Regions from separate parts of the Mus musculus genome. Here region 1 is linked to region 2. Evidence: chromatin loops called from intact Hi-C (ENCODE). Cell type or tissue: left cerebral cortex. All regions are shown on one strand. Links, peaks and the distances in the headings refer to the core of each region. The heading gives the core; the rest is flanking DNA.

What was found. Peaks named below come from ENCODE experiments on the same cell type or tissue, not always from the same donor. Only the 100,000 strongest peaks of a DNase experiment are listed, where the experiment ranks them.
Region 1: it touches region 2 in a loop (3-fold over the local background); 11 of 42 quality-filtered maps call a loop at or near these places.

The regions. Positions count from the first base shown.
Region 1 is chr2:71,247,033-71,254,501 of GRCm38, forward strand. Dync1i2 (dynein cytoplasmic 1 intermediate chain 2) reads left to right here. Exons shown (of 16, transcript NM_010064.4): 7 at 1-143; 8 at 257-356; 9 at 789-914; 10 at 1,755-1,901; 11 at 2,277-2,390; 12 at 2,687-2,820; 13 at 3,810-3,954. Among named protein-coding and RNA genes, the nearest start is that of Dync1i2, 39 kb to the left of the region's middle. In left cerebral cortex, for the core only: a CTCF peak has its summit at 3,999 (motif pointing right); DNase peaks (open chromatin) are centred at 3,002 and 3,996.
Region 2 is chr2:71,544,630-71,552,098 of GRCm38, forward strand. It overlaps Dlx2 (distal-less homeobox 2), which reads right to left and starts at 2,125. Exons shown (of 3, transcript NM_010054.2): 1 at 1,355-2,125; 2 at 755-939; 3 at 1-295. The coding sequence starts at 1,763. In left cerebral cortex, for the core only: a CTCF peak has its summit at 3,423 (motif pointing left); DNase peaks (open chromatin) are centred at 1,753, 2,210, 2,471 and 3,410; H3K4me3 peaks cover 1,364 bases; H3K27ac peaks cover 349 bases.

The DNA.
Region 1 (7,469 bases), core at 1,019-6,018, 300 kb before region 2:
GAAGAAGAAAAGCAACAGATTTTACACTCAGAAGAATTTTTAAGTTTCTTTGACCATTCTACGAGAATTGTAGAAAGAGCCCTTTCTGAGCAGATTAACATCTTCTTTGACTACAGTGGGAGAGACTTGGAAGACAAAGAAGGGTAATATTTAGTTCTTAAGGTCATAGCTTCTGCAGCCTTAAAAGTATGTTAATATTAAGAATGACACAAGTTATAATGCTGTCTTTTCTGGGGGGGGTGATCTTTTCCTGTAGGGAGATTCAAGCAGGTGCTAAGCTGTCATTAAATCGACAGTTCTTTGATGAGCGTTGGTCAAAGCATCGAGTTGTTAGTTGTTTGGATTGGTCATCCCAGGTAAGTATAAAAAAATCAGTTGTTATAACTCACTTTTTAATTCTAATTAGCATATAGTTTTATTTTGGTTATAAGACTTCTTGTAATTAAATCAGTGTATGTCACGTTAAATAAATAATACTGGGTGGTGTTTCTGACGTTGCCATTGTCACATTGACTCGCGTACCTTAGAAGGAAAAATTGGAACTGCTTTTAGATTTGAAATTCAGGACTTTATGTTCAAACTCAATTTTGCTAATTTAATTATCCACTAACCACTTGTATAAAAATTAAACATTTTAAATGTTAAATTGTGCTAATTTAAAATTAGACTAGCATCTTGGTGAGTGTAACTATGAAGATAATTTTCAGAACAACTTGATAGATAGTTAAGAACATAAAATAGTTCTTACTATTCGTACTTTTCTTTTCCTTCTTGATTCTTGTGAGCAGTATCCAGAATTACTTGTGGCTTCCTATAATAACAATGAAGAGGCTCCTCATGAGCCTGATGGTGTGGCCCTCGTGTGGAATATGAAGTACAAAAAAACTACCCCAGAGTATGTGTTCCACTGCCAGGTAAGGTCGTCCTTCAGCTGTCTTCCCATGTTTAAGGATTCATTCATGAATTTAGACAAGTGCCTTTTTCCTTTTCCCATCAACATGATTTCATTGGACTGGCGTTTACTGAACCACACCATATTTGCAAACAGCTGTCACACACAAAGCTGAGCACTCTTAGTTCAGTATGATCTGCCCTTTTTAGCTTTTCTAATATCTCTTATCATGGTTAAGCACACCTAAAGTCCGTTGCAGTTTTGACTTTCTGTTACTGTGATTGACCATATAGACAGTCTTCTGGAATGCGTTGTTCTCACAGGAAGTGGGACTTACTACAGAATATATAATTAGACCTCAGCCCCTGAATCTCTTAGTCATGGCCGGAGGAGTTGCAACTAAATAGTTTTAAGTAAAAACATGTGGTTGAAGTAGGAAGTAGATGTAGTTTTTTTTAAAGTGGATTTAGCAAAACTTAAAATTTGTGACTCTTACTGATTGTATGAGTTAAAATCTTAATAGTGTCATAATTCAAAATAAATACTTCAAATCAAAACTAATATATTCTTTACTGTCATATTATAGTTAGAGGTCAGTCACAGGCCAACTTTGCTTTAAAAACTGAAATTGATTGAAGCAAGTTTTATTTTGTTTGATAACCATGTAAACATATAAAGATCACATTTGACTTTTGAACAAAAACTACTATAGTTTTTTCTTACAATATTCAAATAGAGTAGATTGTTTTTAAAACTTCTAATACCTTAAGTAATAGGTAAATATTTCCGATAGATTTGTTTTTCTAATTCGTCAGACTTTCCTCACTTAAATCTTAAATACAAAAATTCTGCGTTTTTGCAGTCAGCTGTAATGTCTGCTACATTTGCAAAATTTCATCCGAATCTTGTTGTTGGAGGTACATATTCAGGCCAGATTGTGCTTTGGGATAACCGCAGCAATAAAAGAACTCCTGTCCAGAGAACGCCGCTGTCAGCTGCTGCACACACAGTAAGTAACTAGTTATTTCCCTAGACTTCCGTTGGCCTTCACCACTGACGATATAGTCCTAGGAGAGTGACTTCGATACGCTTCCTTGTATGTGTAGGGTGCATATATCACAAAGTCCTCTGTTTTCTAAGACAACCTCTTATCAATGAACAGAATAGCAACACACTTCATATTAAAGCTAAGTCAGTGATGGGCTGCTGTCCTAGCAGTGCTCAGGGTCCTGGGTTCACCTCCCAAGAGCAACAGAACAAAAGCTGGCAGGTTAACAAACCTGTTTTGATAGGAATTGGAATACCCGTAATTAGACTAATTTTTTTCTGGGTTTTGTTATTGTTTGTTTGTAAATAACCTCTGAAAACTGTTTTATGTCTTTAGCACCCTGTCTACTGTGTAAATGTTGTTGGAACACAAAATGCTCACAATCTGATTAGCATCTCTACTGATGGAAAAATTTGTTCCTGGAGTTTGGACATGCTTTCCCATCCACAGGTATGTTAAACTTAGGAATGTGAAAATTTGAAGTAAAATTAGTTTTCATTTCATATGTACCCCCACGTGCATTTTATCATAAGCTATTTTTATACTATTGCACAGATTATAAATCTAAGTGGTGTGTTGATGGTTTAAATATATCTTACCAAAGCTTTTTCATTTAACTGAGGTAGGTAGGTTTATATTAATAGTATATTAAAACAGTAGCATACAAACTAGTTAAAACTAGAAGATTTGTAATAAAATTTGAAAATAAAGCTTTACAAATTAATTTTCTCATTTTTTTCCTCTAGGATAGCATGGAGTTGGTTCATAAACAGTCAAAGGCAGTAGCTGTAACATCTATGTCTTTCCCTGTTGGAGACGTCAACAACTTTGTTGTGGGCAGTGAAGAAGGTTCTGTGTATACAGCATGCCGCCATGGCAGGTAAACTTAGTAGGAATTAGATGTTGTTTAGAATTTTCCCTTGAGTCATCTCATTGAAACAGCTTGTTCCGTATTTAAGTAGAATCCTCTCCTAGACTTGGGACATTAAATTTGGGCAACGAGAACTTGAGTTAATTTTTTTTTTAGCTGTAGTAGTTTGGATTCATGTGCTTTTGGATTGTGTGTGTTGCAGTATGTTGTAGGGATCTGTGTGTGCTGCATATGCTCACAGAAGTTACTGTAGGAGGTGTGTTCAGCATTAGAAATGCAGTGTGTATGTTCCACATATTGGCCTTCAGGTTCATAAATGTGATTGTCACCTGTTTTCTGTTTAGGTTCATTTGAACTTTGAGTTTTAGTCTGAGCCTTCTGATAATGGTCTAGCAATGTCACTACATATGTTAAGCTGACTAATAGTTCTCCTACTGTTCGGTCTGTTTTGAAATTGTCTAGCTGTTCTTTAAAAGCATTGAACATCTGGACCTCATTTCCAATATAGATTGCCTTCATTTCATTTCAAAGCTTTTAATTTAAAATAGTCCAGATTGTTTCCTACATAGCATCCCTACACAGCATCCTTTGTCCTTGTTTTACCACCATGGATATGGTCTTTTGAGTTCTCTTGTCAACAGCATGGTGTTTATGGCTCTAAAATGCCCCTGCTATATTAGTAGTGTTACCACATCTGAATAAAGTGGCATTTGTTATAAGTTACGTTGATAAACTATGAACCCAGAATTGTGTTTGAAATTAATTCAAAGTCTGCTGTATAAACCCATGATGTGATACATTTGCTGGGTGTAATGGTGCAGGCATTTAATCTCAACACTCTGGAGGCAGAGGAAGATGTAGCCTGGCCTATGTAGTATGTTCCAGAGCAGCTCAGGCTACAAAGACTGTCTTAAAAATGAATAAGTAAAAATGTTAAGAAAATAATATGTGGTGTACTTCCAAGAGAGGTCCCTAACATGTTCACTTTTATGAAATAGCAAAGCTGGAATCAGTGAGATGTTTGAGGGACACCAGGGACCCATCACTGGAATCCACTGTCACGCGGCTGTTGGAGCAGTAGACTTCTCACATCTGTTTGTCACTTCGTCTTTTGACTGGACAGTTAAACTTTGGACAACTAAGGTATCTGAAACGCAGCATTCTGCTCATTTGGTCAATTTCCTGACACAAGGTGGTGCTCTAATGCTGCAGGGAAAGGCATGGTCTTAAATCCTAGATGGCTTGGAGTTGCTTTGCAGTAAGCAGAACCCAGTAAGTAGTCACACAGTGTGACAAATACGATGACCCCACAAACAGTTGAAGAGTAGGCTTCCTCCCACCTCAGGCTTCTCAAGCAAAGATCTGTTTACTCTGAATTGTGTTGGGGAGAAGGCCCTGGTATCCCCTATACTCCCTCATATAATTTTATCCAGCTTCACACAAAAGCCATTCATTTGCTCTGTGGAGAGCTATGAGACTTAATTCAGGACTGCAGTGGCTCACAGAGGTGATGGGAAATAGAGAAAAGACCGAGACCATTCACAGTAAGTCCTGTACAGGACTACACAGTAAACTTGAATCACTAAGAAATCATTGTGAAGGCACACCTGTGTGTTGTCTTAGTGTAGTATAGCTAGCTTGCTTTATTGAAGCTTAGTAAACTGGTTACTTAGTGATGAAAGTGTTCCCTGTTCCTCCAGTAATCCCAGTGAGTGTGGCTTGGCTTGGCCAGTGACAGTCTCAAAGACAGAGCTTAGGGAGCGTGACCTCTGTGACAGACTTTGTCATTTTGCTTGACCTTATTTAATATTTAATTTTAACTTACTTGCTTTCCAGTTCTTCTGCACGATCATAGTGTGGCTAGTAAAACTGCACACTCAGTGTACCCTAGTCTAGGTAAGCTGTGCTGTAGGCCGTGTCTTTCTTGTCAATCTACTTTATCTTAATGTTGACTTCTTGAATCCTTCACCATGAAACAAAGTTTAGAGACATGCTGTGGTTCTTGAAGATCTTTGAGAAAATCTAGTATTGTTAAGAGATGCTCTCTACTGTAGTGAGCTGGTTGTGTGCTTACTAAGTTCCGGCCTCAGCATCCAGAGGTTACTCCATGTTCACTCTTGTCCTGTCTTGGGCCCCACTCTCAGCCTAACATGAAATGATTTAGAAAACAGCCTCACAGAGCTTGCCCTCTAAAATTGAGCATTTTCAGCTTTGACATTAACAGACACAAAAATAGCACTTAAGTCTATGAAGGAAATATCTAGAAAAGTGCCTGACACACTGTCCAGCACGCAGCAGGCGTCATTCTAATTGGGTCAGAGCCTAAGTGCATTTAATCATTCTTCTCATTCATCCTTGGATCTTACACGGGAGAAAGGGGAGAGAAAAAGGAGTCTCACAGCCAGGAGCAAAGACAAGCATGATCTACATCTGTATATATGGGAAAATATACACTCTACTCGTAAGCAAAGCAAGATGCAGAATCACAAAGATAAAATCTACCATTTCCACAGAGGCTTCAAATAGCCATATAAGTTGCAAGATTTCTGGGTGTGTTTTCTCATGTATTAGCCCTATGAGAGTCAAGACACATTCTTGTCTAGCTTCCTTCCTATTTTGGCTATTTGGTGACTGAGTGGTTGATTTTTAAATGTCAGACATTCAGTTTGCAGCGTCATTTAAATTTGAATATGCATTAGTAGGATTTGAGAATGAAGAGCTCATCTTGCCTGTGATGGCAGACTGATGGGCATTTGGTTTTGTGGTTCTATATAGATGCTTTATTAATAGTTTATGTTTTTGTTTTCTCTGTTTCAACATAGAAGTTGCTTTTATTTATTTGTGTTTTTGTGTGTGATGTATGTATTGTGCATGTGTGTGAATGCAGGTGTGCTTGTGCCAAAGTGCACAAGGACAAGTCACAAGACAACTCCAGGGCTAGTTTCTTCTGCTACCTTGCCAGACAGACTATGGCGTTTTGATCATCAGGCCTATGCTCGGGCACCTCTTTCCCCTCAGCCATTTCCCCTGCCCCAGAAGAGAGTTGAGCAAGAGCGATAGGCAGGCATCTCTCTTTTCCTCACTAATTCAGTTTTGTTGTTTCTTTTATTCACTCTCAAATATGATACATACTCTCCCCTGCCCCTAACACCCTTCCTTGTGGCCAAAGGATGAGCCACTATAGAGTAGTATATTTTTACATTATATATGACCAAGAACCCCCTAAAATATTAACAGAATTGCATTAGCCTATCTTGTTTTTATATAGTTTAGTGATAGTACACTTGTCTACTGTGTATGAGGTCCTGAGTTCAACCCCAACTCCGGAAACAAACAAACCAAAAGACTAAGGATTACTATCTATTAGTTTGTCCTTTCTGCAAACAGTTCTGTTCTGAGTGGTCAAGCAGCAATGTGTGCTAGGTAAATGTGTGTGTGTGTGTATGTACATGTGTGTGTGTGTGTGTGTGTGTGTGTGTATGTATATATTTATATGTATGTGTGTGTGTGTGTATATATATATATATATATATATATATATATATATATATATATATATATATATAGCTACACTTGTGTCCTTAGCGTCAGCTGATTCAGACTAAACATATGCTTCCTAGTTTAGGTGTTGTTGTGTATCTACCCTTTTAAATAATTGGATTGAGGCCCTGCCTGTGCTGAATAGTGAGCAACGCTAACATTAAATAGGGTTAAAAGACATTCCCATTGCTTAGAGAAAGAAGTGTTCCCTGGGCGATGGTGGTGCATCTCTAATCGAGACTCTGGAGGCAGAGGAGGGAGGATCTCTGTGAGTTCAAGGCCATTCTGGTTTACAGAGCAAGTTCCGGGACAGCCAGGTTTACACAGAGAAACCTAGTTTCAGGGGGAAAAAGGAAAGAAATGTTCACATAGTAGACAAGTTAAAATGAACATATGGTTTGAAACTGAGGGAATGTCTGAGGGAAAGCTGGCTGATGCTGCAGACCCAGTTCCGCCTGGTGGCACTTACCACAGCAGTTGCTACAGGCCAGTGTCTAGCCTCCTTTGCATATTTAGAAACTCAATTTTGTCAGCTCCTGGCATTGATTAGATGGGGGAATGCTGAATGTAACTAACAGGCTCCTAAGACACTGGTACATTGGAGAATGTCAATTTATTAATTTACAGTCAGAAACTTAACTGCCAGAAGGGCCCAGATATTCCTGCTGGCCTGGCCAGCTCATTGTTTCTCTGTAGACTACCCACATGGGAAGCCAAATTATAATCAGAAGATTGCTTGGTGAGCAAGGAATTAGAACAGAAGGAGTTTTATCATTTGAATATTCAGTGGCATCAAGCTAAGATAGCTTGATTCATTGATCTTCAAGTAAAGATAGCCTTGCCATGGGGTAGTTGATTCTCACAGTCTGTTGTGTGAGACTCCCTCTCTCCTGGACAGTGCTGAAGTGGTACTATCTTCATTTGCTTTGTAAGACTAGTTTTCATTAGTTTTAATAGATATACTCTGCAAAGATTATCTTAATCAGGTGATATGTGAAGTTATTTTTGACCTTGGACTGATTTATAATTGAGTGTGTGTGTTTACATGTTAGTGTTTACATGTGTGTGTTTACATGTGGGGGTATGTGCAGCAGATTGGGGCAGAAGCATGGGATCCC
Region 2 (7,469 bases), core at 1,017-6,016:
CCTGCAGGTGTGAAGCGGAGCCCGAAGCCTGGTGGTACCACGGGTAGTTTCCCAGAAAGGCCGAGGCGGCGCTGCTCGGGCTGGAGCCAGAGCTGCCCGCACCGCCGCCTCCGCTGCCCGGGCCGCCGCCAGCCATCCGCTGCGGCGCGCCGAAGTCCCAGGATGCTGGCGCCGAGACCGGCGGGGAGGCACAAGGAGGAGAAGCGCTGGCTCCAGGGTGCTGCTCGGTGGGTATCTCGCCGCTTTTCCACATCTTCTTGAACTTGGATCGGCGGTTCTGGAACCAGATTTTGACCTTTGTAGAAAAAAAGGAAAAGCCCTGAGCTTTAGTACAGGAACCTGGGCAGGAGGTTGGTGGAGTGGAGACGGCGGGCGAGCAGACCTGGGCTCTGGGCCTCCGCTGCTTCTAGCTACATTGGGGGGATCTCAAAATGCTGATGGATGAGCTCTAAGTATGTGACCAAGGTTCTGGGTAGTGCGGTGTCAGGTCAGTTATGGAACCCGCTTTAGCAGCAGCGAGTGGAAAGGCGTTGTAGTGTGGGATTTCTGTCCACCCGGGTCATTTTCTTTCCTCCCATGCGGCTGCCCCCTTTGAAAAAAATTTCTTATTTTGTTTGTTTGTTTGTTTTAAGCATTGGGCCTAGAAGTTTACTTTGCCCGGAATAAAAAAGCACAGGTGAAAATATACTTTTGAAAAGTTGTTCCGGACGTGCCCGCTTCCTAGAGAAAGCAGGCCATCTCCCACCTTGCTCACCTGAGTTTGGGTGAGGCCCAGGGACGCCGCCAGCTCGGCTCGCTCTGGCAGGGCCAGATACTGGGTCTTCTGGAAGCGTCGTTGAAGGGCCGCCAGCTGGAAACTGGAGTAGATGGTGCGTGGTTTCCGGACTTTCTTTGGCTTCCCGTTCACTATTCGGATTTCAGGCTCAAGGTCTTCCTTGTCTGCAACGAAAAGTGAGTGGTGAGCACCCACCGTCCAACCCCGCGGTCCTAAAGTTCGGAGCGGAGGCCTTTAGAGACTTGAGGAGGCCTTCCCAACTTCAGCACGCGCCGACTGGCCTGGCCACGGAACCCTGCAAGGGACCCGGGGGAGCTGTGCAAGAGAGAAAGAAGAGGCGGGCAGCAAAGCTATGCGCTACCCACAGCATGCCAACTGGCCCAACCGCCCACCGACTCTGTCCCCCGGAGCGTGGAGAGGCAGAAACTGCGATTCGCGTGCAGTTGGAGATTGGGCAGAGTTCAGGGCGGGAGCAAGAGATGCACAGAGTGCAAGGCTAGAGCTCCGGACTGCCCCCCACCCCATGCTTACCCGGTCCCTCCCCGTGACTTGGGCACCCTAGATGCTTGCGATGCTTACCCGGCTCGTTGTTGACCGGAGACGAACTGGTGCCGTAGGGCGCGTAGGAGGTGTACGCGGCGGTGTAGCCCAGGTCGTAGCTGCTTTTGGCGGAGTAGGAGACATTGTTGAGGCCGCTGGCGTGGTACTGGTAGGAGCCCATGTGCGCGTAGGGCGAGGCCCCCCCGCCGCCGCCGCCCGCCGGGTGCTGCTGGTTGGTGTAGTAGCTGCTGTCCGTAGCCGTGGACACCGGGAGGGTTGGCGACTCCTGGGGCTTGTGCAGGCTGCTGTTGCTGCTGCTGCTGTTGCTGTTGCCGCCAGGGCCGGCGCCCGCACCGCTCGGGGGCTGCTGGTGCTGGTGGTACGTGCTGGAGGCGGTGATCTGGGTCGAGTGCATATCAGCCACCAGACTGTCAAAGACTCCAGTCATCCTGACCCGGGACAGGAAAGAGCACGGGTGGCGGGCGAGAGGGGGATGCGAGGCGCCTCCTCTGTCTATCTCTCCGGGTCCCTTCCAGCAACCAATGTAATTACGGGGAGGGGGAGGGAGAGGAAAACAAGAAATGAGGCTACGGTCTAGGCGCCTCCTCCCCTGGAGGAGGCGATCACCGTGCGTGGCTCGGGACCGCAGCTGCTGGCCGCATCCTTCCCGGGCCTCTCGGACCTCTCGGCTCCTGGCCCGGCTCGGGCGGGGGGCGGGCAATGGAGGGGGCAAGAGCGGTCAGACCCGGTAGGGGCTCCAGGAGGCGGGAGCAGGTGAGCGACCCCCGAGCAGCTTTACGATTGTCTGCCGGGCAGGCTCCTGCAGGGTGGGCATTTAACACTTATCACGTGACCGCGGGCAACGTCACCTAGCAACAGCCAATCAGAAGGAATGAGCCGCGGGGCGCCGGGAGTCCGCGACCGGGCGGCCCCGGGACCCGCGTGTCACGTGGCGGGCAAGGCGGCCGCGGTGGGTGCGTGTACAAGCACTGCAGAAAGTGGGTACCCGATCTGGAGCTGGATAGGGTGCGGGATGGCCCGCAACAGGACATAAGGCTCCGGGAAAGAAATGGGGTCTCCCACCTTACTCTGCTTTCAAGAGCCAAGTCTAACGATTTACATCTCTTGTCCAACTTCGCCTTAATCAAATAAAGCCAGGAAGAGGGCCGAGCCAGCTCTGTCTCCTTTTTCTCCAGATACTTTTCCTCGAGGTGCCTGGCTCGCACTACTCTTGTCAGCCACTTTGCACCTGACGGGCAATTGATTTAAATTATCCATAAACCGCGTATAATAACCTATGCTTCCCAAACTACCCACAGAGATATTACGACAATTAATTGGATAATGTTTAACGTTTTTCCTTTTTGCTTGAGAGAAGAGCTCTATAAGCCCAAAGGTATTATTACTAGTAATGTATTTGAAATCACTTTTCCTCATACACATAAAGGTCTCTAGTAATGACGCACATCTGAGCCACTAGCTGGAAACTGATTCTGAGGTTCCCTCCTTGGGAAAGGTAGGCCAGACTAGACAGCCTTCAAAGTCGTTTGCATTGGTGTTTTTATGAAAAGGGGAATGAAAAAAAAAAAGAGATACTGAAGTAATATTAGAGATTTATCAAGATTCATTATCACACGTTTTCTTGATATAAACAATAAATATAAGAAGTTTTATTTTGTCTACTTTATTTTACATTTTCGTGTTCTAGGATCTTACTCCACTGTTGTAATTTCTTTCTCTAGGTTTCTTTCTTTATTTTTATTTTTCTTCTTTCTTTCTTTCTTTCTTTCTTTCTTTCTTTCTTTCTTTCTTTCTTTCTTTCTTTCTTTCTTTCTTCCTTCCTTCCTTCCTCTCTCTCTCTCTCTCTCTCTCTTTCTTTCTTTCTTTCTTTCTTTCTTTCTTTCTTTCTTTCTTTCTTTCTTTCTTTCTTTCTTTCTTTCTTTCTTTCTTTCTTTCTTTCTTTTCCAAGTGATGAGTTCCCCTCTCTGGTGGTTGGGATTTTCAAAAGAAGGGTGATGGATGGACTCAGCGCAGTGATGGACTCTCAAGTTTGAAGATTGCGGTAGCGCCTGCTTTGTGGCGCCACCTGGTGGACAGTGTAGGAGGTTGTTACAGGCCTGGTAGACAGTCTAATCACGCCCAGGCGCCAGCCTCTGAAACCCCCCAAAAGAACAAAATAGTAATTAAAAGCCACAAAATTGTGCTAGTGCGCGCCATCTGAAGCATCCCTTCCTAAAGACATAACATGTCACTGAAAGAACTTGTTACAACAACTGCCTAATGGAAAACAAGTTGATACTTTAAAAAATACGATCTTTGGTCTTCCCCAGAAAAAGCAAGTGTGTAATTAAAACTCCAGCATTCACACAGCGGAATAATGAGGCAGGTAATGCGCCTTCCAGTCTGCCTGGATTTAGTTCTCAGCCACTTGGCTAAGGAAGGCCTAGAGAATGGGGAAGAATGAGTTTTATTAGAAACGCTCCCTGGTGGGACTCGCCTGCACCAGACCAGACCCTCCCTACTGTATTGACTTTAAACTGCTTCCTGCCCCTTTTATGTGCATCAACGGTATCTCAAGGTTTTTAATCCAGATTGCCTTTTAGCGACTCGATTTCAAGTCCCTGTGCTCTGACACCACACGAGTAGCTGTTTTGCCCTAATAAAAGGAAAAAAACCAATCAAAATTAAAATTAAAAATCAGAATCAGAATTAAAAATCTGATTGCGCTTTCTCTGCCCCTTTGTTGCCAATCAAGCCTGTCCTGAAGGCATACTGGTGGTGGAAAGTTTTCTGCATTCTATTTCTTTCTCAATCCCCAGAAACAGTGTAAACTCAGGTGAGATTTATAAAACAGCATCATTCTGGAATAAATAGGACCTGGGCCCTCTTTTATCTTGGACACAAGATGAGTGCCCTGTAGCCTGGGAAGTGGATGCAGCTCTGAGCCTAGAGAGGGGAAAAGCTGCAAGGGGAAGGAGAGAGACCTATAGCTGGGGGGGGGGGGGGGACCTAGGCTTGAAGTGTCCTGATAAGCCAGACACAAATCTACATCTTGTTCCATTTACTAATTTTGTTTTCTTGAGGCACAATCTCAGGACGCTGTGCTGGCTAGTCTGGAACTTGCTGTGTAGACGAACCTGGCTTCAAATTCACAACCATCCTCCTGTCTACATCTGAGTTCCTGAGTGCTGGGATTACAGGCATGAGCCACCCCACCCCCACCCGCCAAAATCTAGGTTCATCCAAATTGTCTCATTGCTTTGTAAGAAATAGCCAACGGATTTCTCTACTTTGGTCTAAAGTGAAGCACCCTAAGTATTCTTGTATTGATTGTATTCTTGTATTGATTGATATTTTACACTTTGAGCCCCAGTTCTGAGGAGAGCCACTCTGCTCTCCTCAGACAGAAGAGGCCTCAAGAGGGAGTTGAGATGAATTTGGAGAGAAACTGGCTGCCTGAATGAGGCTAGTTTGCCTTGGTGCTTGCTCCTTCCCTTCAGTTATTATTCCTAGCCCCAGAGTTCTTTTAGTCTGCCTAGATCTAGTAGAGGAGGGTTAGGTGTCTCAATGCAGACTTTGTGTGTTTCAACACATCTCAGTTTGCAGCCTGTTCCTCAGAGTGTAGCTTGATCCACCCATTCCCTTTGTAGCAATGAACATCTCGAGGTTCTTGGATAGAAGAAAACAACTTCTTTCGCATCAGGTGCTTCACTCAACTTCAGCTGTCAGCCAGCTGCCTTCTCTGTTGCTACAGCACAAATCCCAGTAGTGTTTAGGGTAAGCCCTCAAACACCCAGGATTTCCAGAGGCTCCAAGCTGGAGAGTGAAGGTTCACTTAGGGCTCCCCCTAACCCCCTGGCCAGATTCCCTCGATTTCGCTTGGCCCAGAACTTTGCCTCTGCTTGTCTACTGGGTGTCCTGCACCAAGCTGAGAGGTGAGATCTGGGAAAGAAGGCACCCGCCCCACTCCCCCAGGGCTTCCATGTTGGTCTGCACATTCCAAGGCTAGTTTGACTACCTACTCTCTGGCTATGGTCCCAGGGTGAATCTTTGCTTGCTGCTGGTCCCAGGAGTGATGCTTGGTGTGTGTGTGTGTGTGTGTGTGTGTGTGTGTGTGTGTGTGTGTATGTGTTTATGTGTGTGTGTATGTGTGTGTGTCTTGGGGGTACCACCCCTATAGCTCTGGAGACCTGCAATTTCTAAATCTCTTAAGCTTTGTCCTGGAACTCAAAGCTGTGGGGAAAGGGCAGGGATTTGTCTCTGGAGACCTCCCAGTCCTGCCCGTCTCATACTGGCTTCTCTATCACAGCCACACAGCTACCCCAGAAAGTTCTTGTTAGTGTCTTTAACACTGGTTCTCCCAGCAAGACCCTAAGGTTTCCTCCAGGAATCCAGGGAGCCACACAGAATCCCATCCCTTAAGCCTTCACATGGACAGACTCCAGAGCCTGTATTCTTGAAACTCAAGTTTGTGTTTTAGTTTTCCTTCCTAGGCTCAGCAAGAGGTCACAATGCTTTCAAGGGTTGGGCTTGTTAGCCCAGCTAAGTGGGTGGGGTCTTCTGCTAGGTGCTTCCCTGATAGCTCCCCAGGGGCATCTTTGCCTTTCCTTTCTCCACCTTAAGTGGTCCTGAGTACAAGGCTCTCTACTGCTCCCAATCTCACTACTGGCACTTCCTTGTTGTAACATAGTGTCCGGATCTGGGGATCACTAAGGTCCGGTGGCCTACAGTCTAGTAGAGAAGGCAATTGCTAGAACATATCCTAGACTGAGTCGGTCACTCATTAACCCTAGCTTCTGCCAAGCCTTTACCATCCATCTTAGCTGTGAGGAATCCATAGAGTGGGTATAGAATTGACAGAGAGGGAAACAAAGGCATAGCCCCAGATCTCTTGTTTATGACAAGGACAAACGGTAGTGATGTGTTTCTTAAAAGATAAAGAGAGGGTGGTTATGTTCTATGGAGGTGTGGTGAGGTATGGGGAAAGCAGGTGCCTCCGTGGCCCATGCTGAGACATCCCTTCCCCTGAGGGACCAACCACATATAGTATAGAATAGAGTTTATTCAGGGTATGGGAAGGGGAGAGGGAAGAAGAGGGGAGAGGGGAAAAGGGAAAGGGGGGGGAGAGGGGAGAGGAGAGGAGAGGGGAGAGGAGAGGAGAGGGGAAGAGGGAAAGGGGAGGAGAGGGGAGAGGAGAGGAGAGGGGAGAGGGGACAGGCAAGAGGGGAGAGGGGAGAGGGGAGAAGCCAGCCATGAACATGTGGAGAGATGGGGGAAGGGGATGGGGAAGGGGGGAGGGGACAGAGCTGGGAGCAAGAAAGGAAGAGCAAGAGCAGGCAAGAGGGCAAGAGAGGAAGAGAAGGAGGAGGGGGCAAGCAGCCCCTTTTATAGTGGGTCAGGCCTCCCCGGCTGTTGCCAAGTAACTGTGGAGTGGAGCTTAGATAGAATGCTAACACGTAGAGTCCAGATTTGGTCCATGCAAGGGTGCTTTTGCTTAGGAACTGGATTTGTGGCCCGAGGAATGAAGGTTGCACAGCACCCTTGTCTTGTCCGGTAGGGTACTGTAGAAGGGACATTAATATCCTCAAAGGTTGAGCATAGTTCTGTAGCCCCAAGATTTTTTTCCCCTCAGGATTCCAGTGGACCTATCTCAGGTCACATGGGAAGATTCCAAACAGAAGTGAAGAGTTCAAGTCTTTGACCGGGGATGAGGGGGAGAAAGCAGTGGCCAGGCTGAGCTTCAAGGACATTGTCCCTTCAGAGAACGACAGGGGACTCTTTCGACTTTCCAAGGCACTTCTTCAAGCAGAAAGCCCTGACTCTTTCCCCAGAGCTGGGGAGCCGGTTCAGCACGCTGCTACAACTTTCAGACCCAATCACCATCCGTTTTCTCAGCCCTATCCAGAGGGGGTTCCTGGTCTTGCGGTTAGCACGACACTGAGCCAGGGCCCCTCTAGGCTCTGTGGGCGCTGTACACTCTGAACACTAGTGCGCCACTGTCAGTGAGCAGGAGAACGCGACATCTCCGTGACTAACAGCTGTCCCACCCTGGTGCCCAGGGCAGGCGGGTTAGCGCTGGTGGACCGCTACTTTTCTCTCCCAGGTGCTCCCTGGGAAGTTCCGTGCAGCCGCTTTCTGTAGCACACACGGGGGT